Linked DNA regions of Homo sapiens: all the other regions are linked to region 4. A link is a contact called in ENCODE Hi-C or POLR2A ChIA-PET data. All regions are on one chromosome and are shown on one strand. The core of a region is the stretch at or near the end of the contact, and the rest is flanking DNA. Distances in the headings are between cores, read along the strand shown.

What was found. A loop is a pair of places that touch in the nucleus more often than their neighbours do. ChIA-PET counts read pairs that join two places held with the same protein, here RNA polymerase II (POLR2A). Pooled maps may share reads with other maps.
Region 1: a map of CD8-positive, alpha-beta T cell shows a loop between it and region 4 (15-fold over the local background). The contact joins the promoter of AEBP2 here to the promoter of CCDC91 in region 4. A Hi-C loop is called at or near these places in 2 of 168 maps with a recorded cell type or tissue (CD8-positive, alpha-beta T cell and naive thymus-derived CD4-positive, alpha-beta T cell) and 4 of 50 pooled maps.
Region 2: a loop to region 4 is called in a map of B cell, with 19 times the contacts of the local background. The contact joins the promoter of ALG10 here to the promoter of CCDC91 in region 4. A Hi-C loop is called at or near these places in 1 of 168 maps with a recorded cell type or tissue (B cell) and 5 of 50 pooled maps. POLR2A ChIA-PET finds 5 or more read pairs at or near these places in 2 of 52 experiments (HepG2 and T-cell).
Region 3: a pooled map shows a loop between it and region 4 (6-fold over the local background). The contact joins the promoter of PYROXD1 here to the promoter of CCDC91 in region 4. A Hi-C loop is called at or near these places in 5 of 50 pooled maps.

Annotation. Positions count from the first base shown.
Region 1 is chr12:19,438,198-19,441,096 of GRCh38, reverse strand. It overlaps AEBP2 (AE binding protein 2), which reads right to left and starts at 1,605. Exons shown (of 8, transcript NM_153207.5): 1 at 727-1,605. The coding sequence starts at 1,397. RefSeq lists enhancers at 348-437, 468-517 and silencers at 1,168-1,267, 1,278-1,427, 1,488-1,737.
Region 2 is chr12:34,021,124-34,024,000 of GRCh38, reverse strand. ALG10 (ALG10 alpha-1,2-glucosyltransferase) reads right to left here and starts at 1,505. Exons shown (of 3, transcript NM_032834.4): 1 at 1,231-1,505; 2 at 1-39. The coding sequence starts at 1,401. RefSeq lists silencers at 1,499-1,685, 1,599-1,748.
Region 3 is chr12:21,436,403-21,439,102 of GRCh38, reverse strand. It overlaps PYROXD1 (pyridine nucleotide-disulphide oxidoreductase domain 1), which reads right to left and starts at 1,448. Exons shown (of 12, transcript NM_024854.5): 1 at 1,289-1,448. The coding sequence starts at 1,372. RefSeq lists enhancers at 1,300-1,489, 1,540-1,619.
Region 4 is chr12:28,189,126-28,191,825 of GRCh38, reverse strand. CCDC91 (coiled-coil domain containing 91) reads right to left here and starts at 1,370. Exons shown (of 13, transcript NM_018318.5): 1 at 1,185-1,370. LOC729291 (a long non-coding RNA gene) reads left to right here and starts at 1,088. Exons shown (of 1, transcript NR_148936.1): 1 at 1,088-2,700. RefSeq lists silencers at 1-210, 894-1,323, 1,354-1,403.

The DNA of each region.
Region 1 (2,899 bases), core at 356-2,855, 8.8 Mb after region 4:
GTATTTTGTTACGATTCCAACTCTCTGATTCCGCAAAGTTATCTTAAAAGGCCATCAATTCACTATTCTTTTCCACAACCATTTATACGTGTTTAAAACTTTTTCCCAGATATGCTCCCAAAACAAATAGAAAAGATTGTTAAAATCACGTTGGAGACCACATGACTGACTACAAATGAGGGATTTGGGAGGCAATGATTTAATATAAAAGAACAGTCCTTTTTTTGTTTAAGTAGAGAAAAGTGATAGCTGGGGTCTCTCCCATGGACAAGGAAGTTCTGTTAAATCCAGGCGAGACCAGCCATATTGGAAACACTTGTCAATTGTAGTTCTGACAAGTGTTCCCGAACACGGTTGGAAGAAGCTAACCTTGAGTACCGACGTGTGTACATCAAGGCCCTCTTCTGCTCCGCCAGAGGATCTGGGCCCGTTTGGGGACTGTTTCCGAGTTAGAGCCGTCCTGAGGTCCGTGAGGAGCGAAGCGCCGAGGGGAAAGAGGGCGGGGAAAGGAGAGTTGGGGGGGAACGGTTTGAGAGTTGGAAGCCGCGATGCGCTGCGAGAGGGGCGCGGCGGCGACGGCGAGAGATTTCCGAGTTGAGAGTCTGGGGGAGGGGCCGAGGATTCGGGGAGCAGGGGGATCGCGGCAAAACGTCGCCTTGGTCCCCCTCTGAGGGGCCCGGGAGTTCAAGAGGAGGAAGGGAAGGGGAAACGCTTCAGAGCACTGACCTGTCCTCCGAGTCCATGCGGCTCAGGGGTTCCCCATCCGACGACATCTCCAAGCTGCCCCGCCGGCCCCCGGAGGTCGCGCTGCTTCCGCCTCCCCCAGTCCCGTAGCCCTCGTCGCCGCCGCTGGAGACTACGCTGCTGCTACTGCTGCCGCCCCCGCCGCCGCCCTGGCTGCCCCGCGGTCCCTTGGGCTCCTCCAGGCCCTCCTTGCCGTCCCCATCCCCGCTGCTGCTGCTGGCGGCGCCGGGGCTCAACGAGCGGGTCTCGTCGCTGCTGCTCCCGCCGCTGCTGCCCACCAGGCTCTCGGCGCTACTCTCCTCCTCACCCCCGCCGCTGCTGCTGCTCTCATCTTCCTCCTCCTCGTCGTCCTCCTCCTCGTCTTCGTCCTCCCCGGCCTGGCTGGCGCTCTCGGGGCTCGGCTCCGACATCGTCTCTGCCTCGCCGCCCCCCACTCCTCCGCCGCCGCCTCCGCCGCCCCCACCGCTGCCGCCGTTCAGCAGCAGCGCCGCCACCGCCTCGGCCTCCGCCTCCTCTTCCTCCTCCTCCTCTTCCTCCTCCTCCTCGGGGGGCTCAGCCCGGCCCCGCGCCGCCGAACCCGGGCTGCCGGGGGGCAGAGGGCTCAGGCGGGAGAGCTCCTCCAGGTCGGCCATGTCGGTGATAGCGGCGGCCATGGCGGCGCCTGCTCCTCCTCCTCCTCCTCCTCCCCACCGCCGCCTCCCTCTCTCGACTCTCTCTCCCTCGCCCCCCTCCCAAACGCCCAAAACTCCGCCGACGCCGCTGCAGAGCAGGAGGAGGGCCCGCGAGCTGCGTCAGCCTGCACACGCGCTACGGAGCCCGCGCGGGGACAGGCGCGCGACTACGCGCACTCACACGGAGACTGCTGCGCGCCTGCGCGGCGGCACGAGGCAGCACCTCCCCCGGCTGCGGGTTCTGCGCCCCCGCCCCCGCCCGGCGCCCGCCCCGCTGCCCAGTGCCCGCCCCCGCCCCCGCCCCGGCGCCTGCAAGTGCTCAGCGTTTCCTCGGGGCCTTCCCACGCCCTGCCGGGCTTCGAAGCCCAGGGACACGCGGACTGAAAACTCCAACGCTGGCCGGGGATTTTAGCAGCCTTCCGAGTTCTCACGATAAACTCATTCATTCCGGGGGTGTTTGAGGAGTGTCCCCTCTGTACAGGAGCTGAGCCAGGAATAGAACGAGCCTACAGTCTACGAAGAGAGCGGTTTAAAATGGGCAAAAATTAAAACACTACGGTGTAAGGTACTAAATTTTTATGCGCAACACAGGGCGACAGGTTTTAATACACCCTATGTTTGAATACCCCTGGAGATGTTGACATCCTGAACCCAGAGCAAACATCTTGGTTCAGGGTCCTCAAACTTTTTACTTCATGAGCCTTCTAAAACAATTTCGTAAAGCTGTGTATGTTCTTATACAGTTTAGAATGACAGCTACATTTTTCCGGCTTATAAATATTTCATCTGTCGCATTGTTTAAATACTGTATAGCCAATGGATTCTAAATACCATAGGGATTTAACACCCACTAATATCCATTTTTTTAAAATACAGTTTGGAAAATACAATTTCCAAATATTGTTTTCTGGAACTCATATTGACGTTGCATATCTCCTCTAGAATTTTATCCTAGTAATATATTTTATATTTGAACTATTTTGATCGTCTTACTTGTAATAAAAATGTGAACATAAATTGAAGTATCTGGGTTGTTTTTTATATTTTCTGTGATCATAAAGCTCTTATTTCAACCGATCAAAACAAATCTATTTCAAATGTTTGTAAGTACTAAACACAAAAGCAAAATTTTATTGGCAATGCATCTTGCAGAAATGAACTTGGGTGGACTTTTTTCTAATATACATTATGACCTTCAGTGGATGGATTTTTTTGAGAAATAGTTCAGCATCAGTTCTATTCCAAGTTTTCAATTCCATGGATATAAGTGTTGAGAAAACTTGTTCGCATAAAAAAAGCAGATGAGAATGAATGGAGTTTTGTTATAGTAATGCCACACAATTCTTTGAATGCCTTTCGCATTATATGCCCAAAAATCGCATAAAGATCTAACAAAGAAAAAATACTTTTAATGATCTGTCAGCTGACAACTCTGATTAGGTTCTCTTTCAACTTGTTGAAAGCAAGCAACTGAAAACCACCTG
Region 2 (2,877 bases), core at 256-2,755, 5.8 Mb before region 4:
CAGGTACAAGCCAGGTAATGTAGTAATCATGGGATCCCACTTTAAAATGAAAGAAAATGAAGTAAAAGCAAGAGGTAATAGGAACAAGACAGGCACAAATATGTCAAGCCCAAGTCTCATCTCCAGCAACAATCAGAAATTTTGAGAAGTTATTCTATGACAAGATTAAGTAAGTCCTTGGCAGAACAGGATTCGTTTTTCTTATTTTTTGCCCCCGGACCAGCTTAGTGATGGTTCAGGTAGCAGCAACCAATAAACAACAACAACTTAAAATCTATTTCTATTTTCCAAGAAATGTTCTTTAAAAGCCTTTATTTTGATAAATAAACTGCAAATGTTCCAGTTTTTAAAAGCATGGAAACATTGTTTGGGACTCTTAAGTTTAGGAAAACATTTGGACCACAGGCTCCATGATGACAGCTAACATAAACTGAGACAGAAATTGTTGCCAAACCCTCTGTATTAACGTTACAATATGCCCTATAGTAAAGATTATTGTCATTTTGCAGATGAGTAACCTGAATTTCTGAAACTCAGAACATCTCCAAGATCACAAAACTAGTAAATCACAGCACCAAGATTTAAGATCAGATCTTTCTCTAAAACAGACTTTATATTTCTAGCCAGTACCCTATATTGTGTCACCAGAGAAGCAGGGGATGCTTATTTTGATATTTATATGTACATACTTGCACAGTCAAATATATACTCAAAAATGATGTGACTTGACTGGTTGCCAGTTTATCCAGTTAACAGTTCACTAAAAATACCCAGGGAAGGAATTTGTGATTATAAATTGTCACTTTTTGGTAGCTGAAGATCCCTCCAGTCCACCCTATCCCACCCCTAAAATGCACAGTGAGGTGCTTGACAGGTGAGCTAAAGGAAAGTTTTCTGGTATTTCCAAGGAGCACCCGAATGCCTTTAATCCTAAAACAAGGAAAGACAAAGTGGGATCGATATCGTCAGCTGCCAAGAGGAGGGCTCAGTTCCCCGTTGAGTATTCTCCCAGATCACTCCTTCCTGGAGGACAGATCTGCTGTTTATTCATTCATTTAATAAATATTTCACAGATCTCAGAGACAGGAACAAAAGACTATACCCAGTTTCTTTCATGTTCTGAGGCTTGAGGGGGTGGAACAGGACGAGTGAAGTCTAAGGATGGGAGGACGTGGGGACGCTGGGACCTCTCAGGCCTCTCCTGGGGTGGGGACAGGTTGGGGACCCCACCTGGGAAAGGGAGAAATGGCCCTCACAGTAGCGCTGCGCCTGAGGCAGGTGGAAGATCTCGTCCATGTAGGGCTCTCGCAACGCCCGGCTGAAGGCGGAGAAGAGGAGGCAGGATACTAAAAAGGTACAGCTCAAGGCGGCCGAGAAATAGTAACCTTCCAGCTGCGCCATTCCAGCTCCCACAGCCACTGCCCAAGAACCTACTCCTGGAAAATTCTGAGCCTGGAAACCCGAGCTGGAAACTTGGGCTCGAAATGGGCGCGCTAGGCGGGACTAGCCAGACGGGGCCACATACCGGAAGGCAAAGGATGCTGGGAGAGCGCGGATCCGGAAAGATCGGGTCGCTGTTTCCCGGAGTGACGGGTTTAGATAACGGACCGGATGATTACCCTCTCAATCGCATTGCCCGGGGCGCACAAAGTGTCAAAACTTCCGGAAGGGGCGGGTCTCGGATTTCGCCAGCGCGGGAGGTGCGTGGCTTGCTGCTTAGAAAAAAAAAAAAAAAAAAAAAAAAAAAAAAGCCGCTTCTTAGCTTGGATCTTTTTTCCTGCTCACTTCCATCACTTACCAGAAGGTGGCGACGTTTCCCCACGTTTCCAATTCCAAGCCCTAAAATGGACACATTTTTTCCCCCGTTATTTCTGTTATTTCTCTCCAGTGATCCGAATTAATTAAACCCTCAATTCCAAGACATTTCATTCCATCAACTTTGGAGTGTAGGAAGGGTGCGTTGGTTGTGATAGCAAAGACTGAGAGTTTTAGATGAAAACTTGAAGAACCAGAGACCCGTCAATGCCGAATGAACTTCAGTGAGAGGAGTGTTTGTTCGTTTGTTTGTTTAGGTTAAAAGAGAACTCTTTCAAAATGTGGATGCTCTCAGAGGATTTAGTTAAATTGACATTCCTAGTGCACTTTCATAGTCATATTACCCTGTAGGATTTGGAAAATACATATATATTTTAGAATTCGGGATGTTTTAGGTGTGCCTGTAAATTTGGTTGTTAATATCTGTAAGGCAGCCTTCTGTTTTTCCTACTAAATCATAAGCGTGAACATCTTAGTGGGTGGCATTATACATCCTTTATGTTTGTAGTCCCCAAAATGGCTTTCACACAGTAGGCACTTAAATTTGTGGACTTTTATAGGCTGTGTAGACATCATCAAATTCCTGTATTCTGGGATTAGGTGCTGGGGGCAGGAGATGAGGTAAATAATTTGAAGAATGCCGAAGATAAATTATGTGTTGTAATTTTGTCTTGAGCATGGTTGGCCATGTTTTGTAGAAAAACTATTTCTCAGGTAACCTCAATCAGGTTGCCTTTGGCAGGAATATATCAGAATTTAGGCGGGATTTAAGGTTGCAAACCTCAGAGTTCTCAATTGAGCTCTTTTTCTGGGTTAAAACTAATTCAGTATTTCTAAACTTAAGAAAGTTTCTTAAATTAAGCTGACTGCCTTTCCATTCTGTCTCTGCCTGTTTCCTCAATGATAAGAGGAAGTAGTGGTGAATGAGGGCTGGGATGGGAACATTTACATTACTGGAATAAAGTCATGTGAGGATCCTACTCTGATGTGATGCTTAGCTTTGTTTTAACCATTATCTCCCATTTTATTGTTGAGTCCATGCTGTACTTATCTGTTTAAGTC
Region 3 (2,700 bases), core at 199-2,698, 6.8 Mb after region 4:
AGATGACATTCTTTTCTTGAATACTTGGTAAACTTTCACTCATTCTTTCATAATGAGATTTTAAAAATACCTTCTTTGATTAAAAAAATTTCCTCTTCCCTAATTCACTCCCTACATACTCCACAGGCACCTCTAAGATAACCGTTGATATCTCTTGCATAGACATACAATATTGTAATATTGTCTCTTCCAGCAGGCTGTGAGTCCCCAGCATGGTATATACCATGCTGTTCATAGTTGAACACTCAGCCCTTAATACGGTGCCTGCATCATATATGTTTACTTAGTGAATAAACGGAAAATACGCATCCAACGATGGAAACACTTGAGTTTCTTCCACTATTTCTTATGACTTCAGTGATTGCTCATGTTTACTTTATATCAACAAAATAATGTAGAACTTTTTGGAATACACACATGTATCTGAATATATATGGTCTGGCTATTCAGTATAATCAAGAAAGCAAGCCCTACATGCATTTAATCCTTCGCTGATTATTTTACAAAACTTTACTAGAAATAAAGTTTCTTCTATCTTGGGAGTTCGAAGTATAGAAAACTTACATATGGGATTCTTTATTAATTAGTTAAGATGCACTAAAGACTTGGCAACTATCTGGAAACTAAACTCAATCACCTACGATAATTAACAAAGGGGGCTGAGGGCCGGGTGCTGTGGCTCAGGCCTGTAATGCCAGCACTTCGGTAGGCGGAAGCGGGCAGACTGCTTGAGCCCAGGAGTTCGAGACCAGCCTGGCCAACATGGTGAAAGCCCGTCTCTACTAAAAATACAAACATTAGCGGGGCGTGGTGGCTGGCGCCTGTAATCCCAGCTACAGGCTGACGCAACAGAAGAATCGCTTGAACCCGGGAGGCAAAGCTTGCATTAAGCCAAGATCGCACCACTGCCCTCCAGTCTGGGCGACAGAGTGAGACTCCGTCTCAAAGAAAAAGAAAAAAAAATAAAAAGAAAGGGGGCTGAATTTTTTGTCTAAATACAAAGTCCTCATGTCTGCTCTGACATTACAAGGATCTGAGCACGGATCAGCCAGCTTTGGTTTCTCGGCTATAATTTGCCTCCCACTCCTCCCTGCGCCTAAGAGAAAGCTAGTGAGGTCATCTGAGGACCACCAAGCAGTTTCTAAAATCTGGGAGCAATAAGTGCGGAAAAGGGCGCAGCAAAAAAGGAACCCGGAAGAAGAAAAAGGGAGGGGGTGGGAGGAAGGCCTCCAGTGCTATCCCCTTTGGGGTCGGGGAAAGAGGCGGAACCGCCTGAGCACCGCCCTACCTGCTCCGCACAAGTGACGCCCGCGATGCCGCCGCCGACCACCACGAACTTCCCTGCCGTCGGGGGAGGGCGCGCTGCCTCCATGCTGCCGGACTCCCAGTGGTTTACTGAATATCGCGGCGGAGCAACGGGACTCTGGACTCCAGGAGAGGAAGCAGCCGCGAGGCGGTCACTTCCGGTGCCTTACCAGATAATCCGACCTACGGGTGCTCGGGAGCTCACACTACTCATCTCGAGTACCTGCTGCCGGCTGCGTTTCGGAAGCAACGAATTGTCTCGTGGTGTTCAGAGCTTTGCGTTACTATTACTACACCTGAATGTAGTTATTCCATGAAAATTTGACAAAGAGAAAACCAAAAAATTAAAAATAAAAAAGTAAAGAAGATGGGTTGCCCAAAGAAGTTTGATAAATTACATATCTAAAGATAGACCAGTGTTCTCACGGGACAAAACATTCATATAATAAATGAATTGGTGTGAAGTTCTCATTATTTGTTTCTGCGAGAAATTAGAGGCACAGATTTTATGCTCTTATGAGTAGAAGGAGCCTTCGGGAACATCCTGACCCCACTCCTGTCATTTTTGTAGATGAAGAAACTTGAGTCTTCTGAAAACCACTTGATTGCCACCGTTCACCTAACAATCCAAGATTTTTGTTTGTGGAAGCACAAAAATTCTTCATGACAAGGCAAAACAATACTACTGAATTGTTCTCTAAAAAATCATCCTTTTCATTTACAACTTTGACCTCAGCTAAAGTTTCCAGGAAGAATGTACAGTTGCTTTCCATTTTGTCAAAACAAATGAACATTTCTTAAATTTCCAGTCAATAGCAGCATGTGTGAGGGTTGAATGAAATATTCCCAGTCTCGGTTTTACTGTGAATTTTTTTCGTGGTCAATTGTTTTTAAGAAATTGCTAAATCATTTTTAACTGTTTTTACTATATTATTCACTATTCATATTATTTTACTATTTACTATTACCTTTGCTGTCTCATATAACTTTCCCTAGGAGTTGTTTTGTAATGGTAAGGTATTATCTCTCAAATGGTTCACTCTAAAACTGGTAATTACCCGAGTCCCTTTAATTCTTTAAACACTGAGAATAACCATTATATATTAACAGGAAAGCCTACCACGTATCTAATTACAGGCATTTACTGATACCTGTAAAAATCATTGTTCTTTGATTTACCAAGTTAAATGGTAAGCGGTTTAATAAACGTGTCTAATTCCTGTTACTAGTATAGCAACCAAACAAAGCATTCATTTCTAGGAGGAGGAAATACATTCCTTAAGCCCATTTAGATCTCATCTTGCTTCAGCTTATTTTCACATTATCTCACTCACACTGTGTTCCATTCAGGCCACACTACACTTCCAGATCCCAGGATATGCCATTTTCTTTCTG
Region 4 (2,700 bases), core at 121-2,620:
TCTGCCTGGCATGACCCTTACTACATTTACCTAATAGGTACAGACAGTATAACCAATCCCCTCAACGCAATAGAAATTGTAGCAGAGGGCAATCAGGTGATCATTAAGTGTAGAACTCTCCGACAGCAGGGAACACAACAGCGAATTTGTTGTCAGTCCCTGTCACCCCACCCAACTAAATATTGTGGGGGGGGGAAGGGTTGCCTTAAATTGTGAAGTAAAATGTCAGCCCACTCCAATAACTCCACCACGCAACATGCAAACTGCTTCCAAAAACCATCATCCAACTCCCACCCGGATTAATATTTGGAGAGAAAGGTGGCATCAGTATCCGCACAGCTGAGAGGGGAGGGAAGGAAAGAGTCAGAATTCATAAGGGGCCGCTGAGTCACCTAAAATTGTGGCCAAGACTTTACCCTCCAGGAAATCGAGCTCTGCCCCAACTCTCATCAAGGAAGCAAGTGAGAGTAGCAGCAGCAACATCATCCTACCAAAAAAACACCAGCGCAGCTTTTAATAGAGTTCCACTCCTTAAAGTGAAGCCAAAAATAGGTTTCATGTCCAAAGCTTTCCTCCGCAGTAGGCGACACGCGCAGATGGAGAAAATATCTTTATTGTTGGGAAAGGGAGGCGTGCTAACGGGGACGAAGGATACCTCACCACTTGGCAAAGTTACTGGCTCCTGCCTTGACCCTGAAATGCCACTTTTATTGCAACATGTGGCCCAAGAAACTCTAAGGAAATGTGGCTGGCAGACGCTGTAGAGCTTTTACCCCAATGTACTTGGCAAAGTAAAAGGGGATACATAAACCAGGCGCGTTCTGTGTAATCTAAGCAAGAATCAAGGTCTCCGTTCGGTAGGCGCTTCGGTGACACAATAATCACGTGTTCGTGGGCGTAGACTTTCGAAAACACTCGATTCTGGGACGTGCAGATACCGGTACCCACCGGCGAGCGCAGGAACGAGTGGGCACTCCCACCCCCGGGAGCTGGCTCCGTTCCCGCAGGAGGTTGGTCACGCCCCCTGACTCCTGGTCGCTGCGACAGCCAAGGGCGAGGCCGCAGCAGGCGGGCTGCAGGCGGCGGAAGCTCGTCCGCGCTCCTCCCCCGGTGGGGCGCTCTCCGCTCGCCTCGCGCGGCCCCGACCCCAAGACCCAGGCCCCGGAAGGCGAGCGTTCACTTACCTGCTCCCCTCTCTCGCTCTCCGCTGCCGCCGCTGCGCCGCTCACCCACGCTGCCCGGTGAGCCACCCCCAGCACACAGACCCCTACGCGTACACCCGAGGCACGGCCCCAGGCCCTTGAGGGGAGACCGCGGCCCAGCCACACAGGTTGGGGTAGCCCACGCACCACCCGGCTTCGAACACCTCTGCCCCCGGAAGTTGATTTCCGCCAAGGCCCGCCCAACACAGCGCCCGTCACTCAACGTAAACACGCGCGTCACGTGGCCCCAGGCCGAGGCCCGGGTCGGGGCCCCATGTTCAGAGCCCTGCCACCCCAGCTTGAGCGTGGTCTTTGGAGCGTTGCCCTGTGAAAAGGGGTGACTTTGCCATGCTCCTTCCCAGTCTACCTCCTGTTAGTTACAGTTTCTCATTCCTCTTGAGTAGCAGGCCCTGTTTCTCCACCTAATCCCTGCAAGTAAACCGTCCCCCAAATCAAAATGAGTTCCATCTGGAACTTTGTAGGATTGGTCCTAAGAAGATCCCGCCGAATCTCTTCACCACTTCCTAGCAGAGCACAGTAAAACCGGGGACTAAGCAAAGTGGCTGACATGTAGTAAGTGCTCAAGAAATGGATGTTGACTAGATGCTACCTCTCATCTTTGCCTGTCTGAACTCTCAAGCACCGGATGCAAGTAGACTGAGAGCCTCCGCCAACCAGTAAGATGACTTTGGTCAAAGAATTCTGCTCTAGAGTTACTTTTGTTCTTGTCTTCAACTCCAGATCACAGCAATTCATACGTGCCATCTCTGTTGCAGAGTTTTCTTGCAAAGCCTTTCTTAAAAGCTTTCTGTCAAATAGCTTGTCCTGAAGCAATAGGAAAAGAATAGCGTAATTCACAGATTATTTATTTGAAAGGAAGGAATGATTATATAGATGTCTTTGTCCATTTCAGACTGTCAATAGCGATGAGAGAAACAGTCAACTAGCAGTCCACTCGTGAATGTTTCTTCTGTTTTTGCCATGGAAGGATTTTGAAGAACATTCATTCAACAAATTTTTATTGATTGTATACCACATACCTAGTCCTGGGCCAAGTTTTGACAATTCAAGAGTGAGCAAGGTAACACTCAAGATATTTGTCTTCAAGAAGCTTACAGTCTAGTGAGAAAGAAAGACACTAACCTGGGGACTTTGAGCATAAATCTCTGGAATATTCACATTCCTTGTATAACAAGTATTCTTTCATCCTTGGACACTGGGTTTCTCATCTGTTGAACAAAATTGGCTTAAACCTGTAATCTCTGTTCTGTACTGGAAGTGGAAAATATTAGCAAGGCATCCTGACAAGTCTGCCATAAGTGCTGGCCTAAGTAGTTAATGAGCAGTTTCAGTATTGAGCAAGTCACCTTGACTACATTCTTTTTCCAGCCCACCCCCTTCTTTATGCATACAAAAAACATTTCTATTGTAAGAAATGTAATGCTTTCTTACACATATTTTTTTATCTGTCTACTAGACTACCAAGTCAAGGACCACT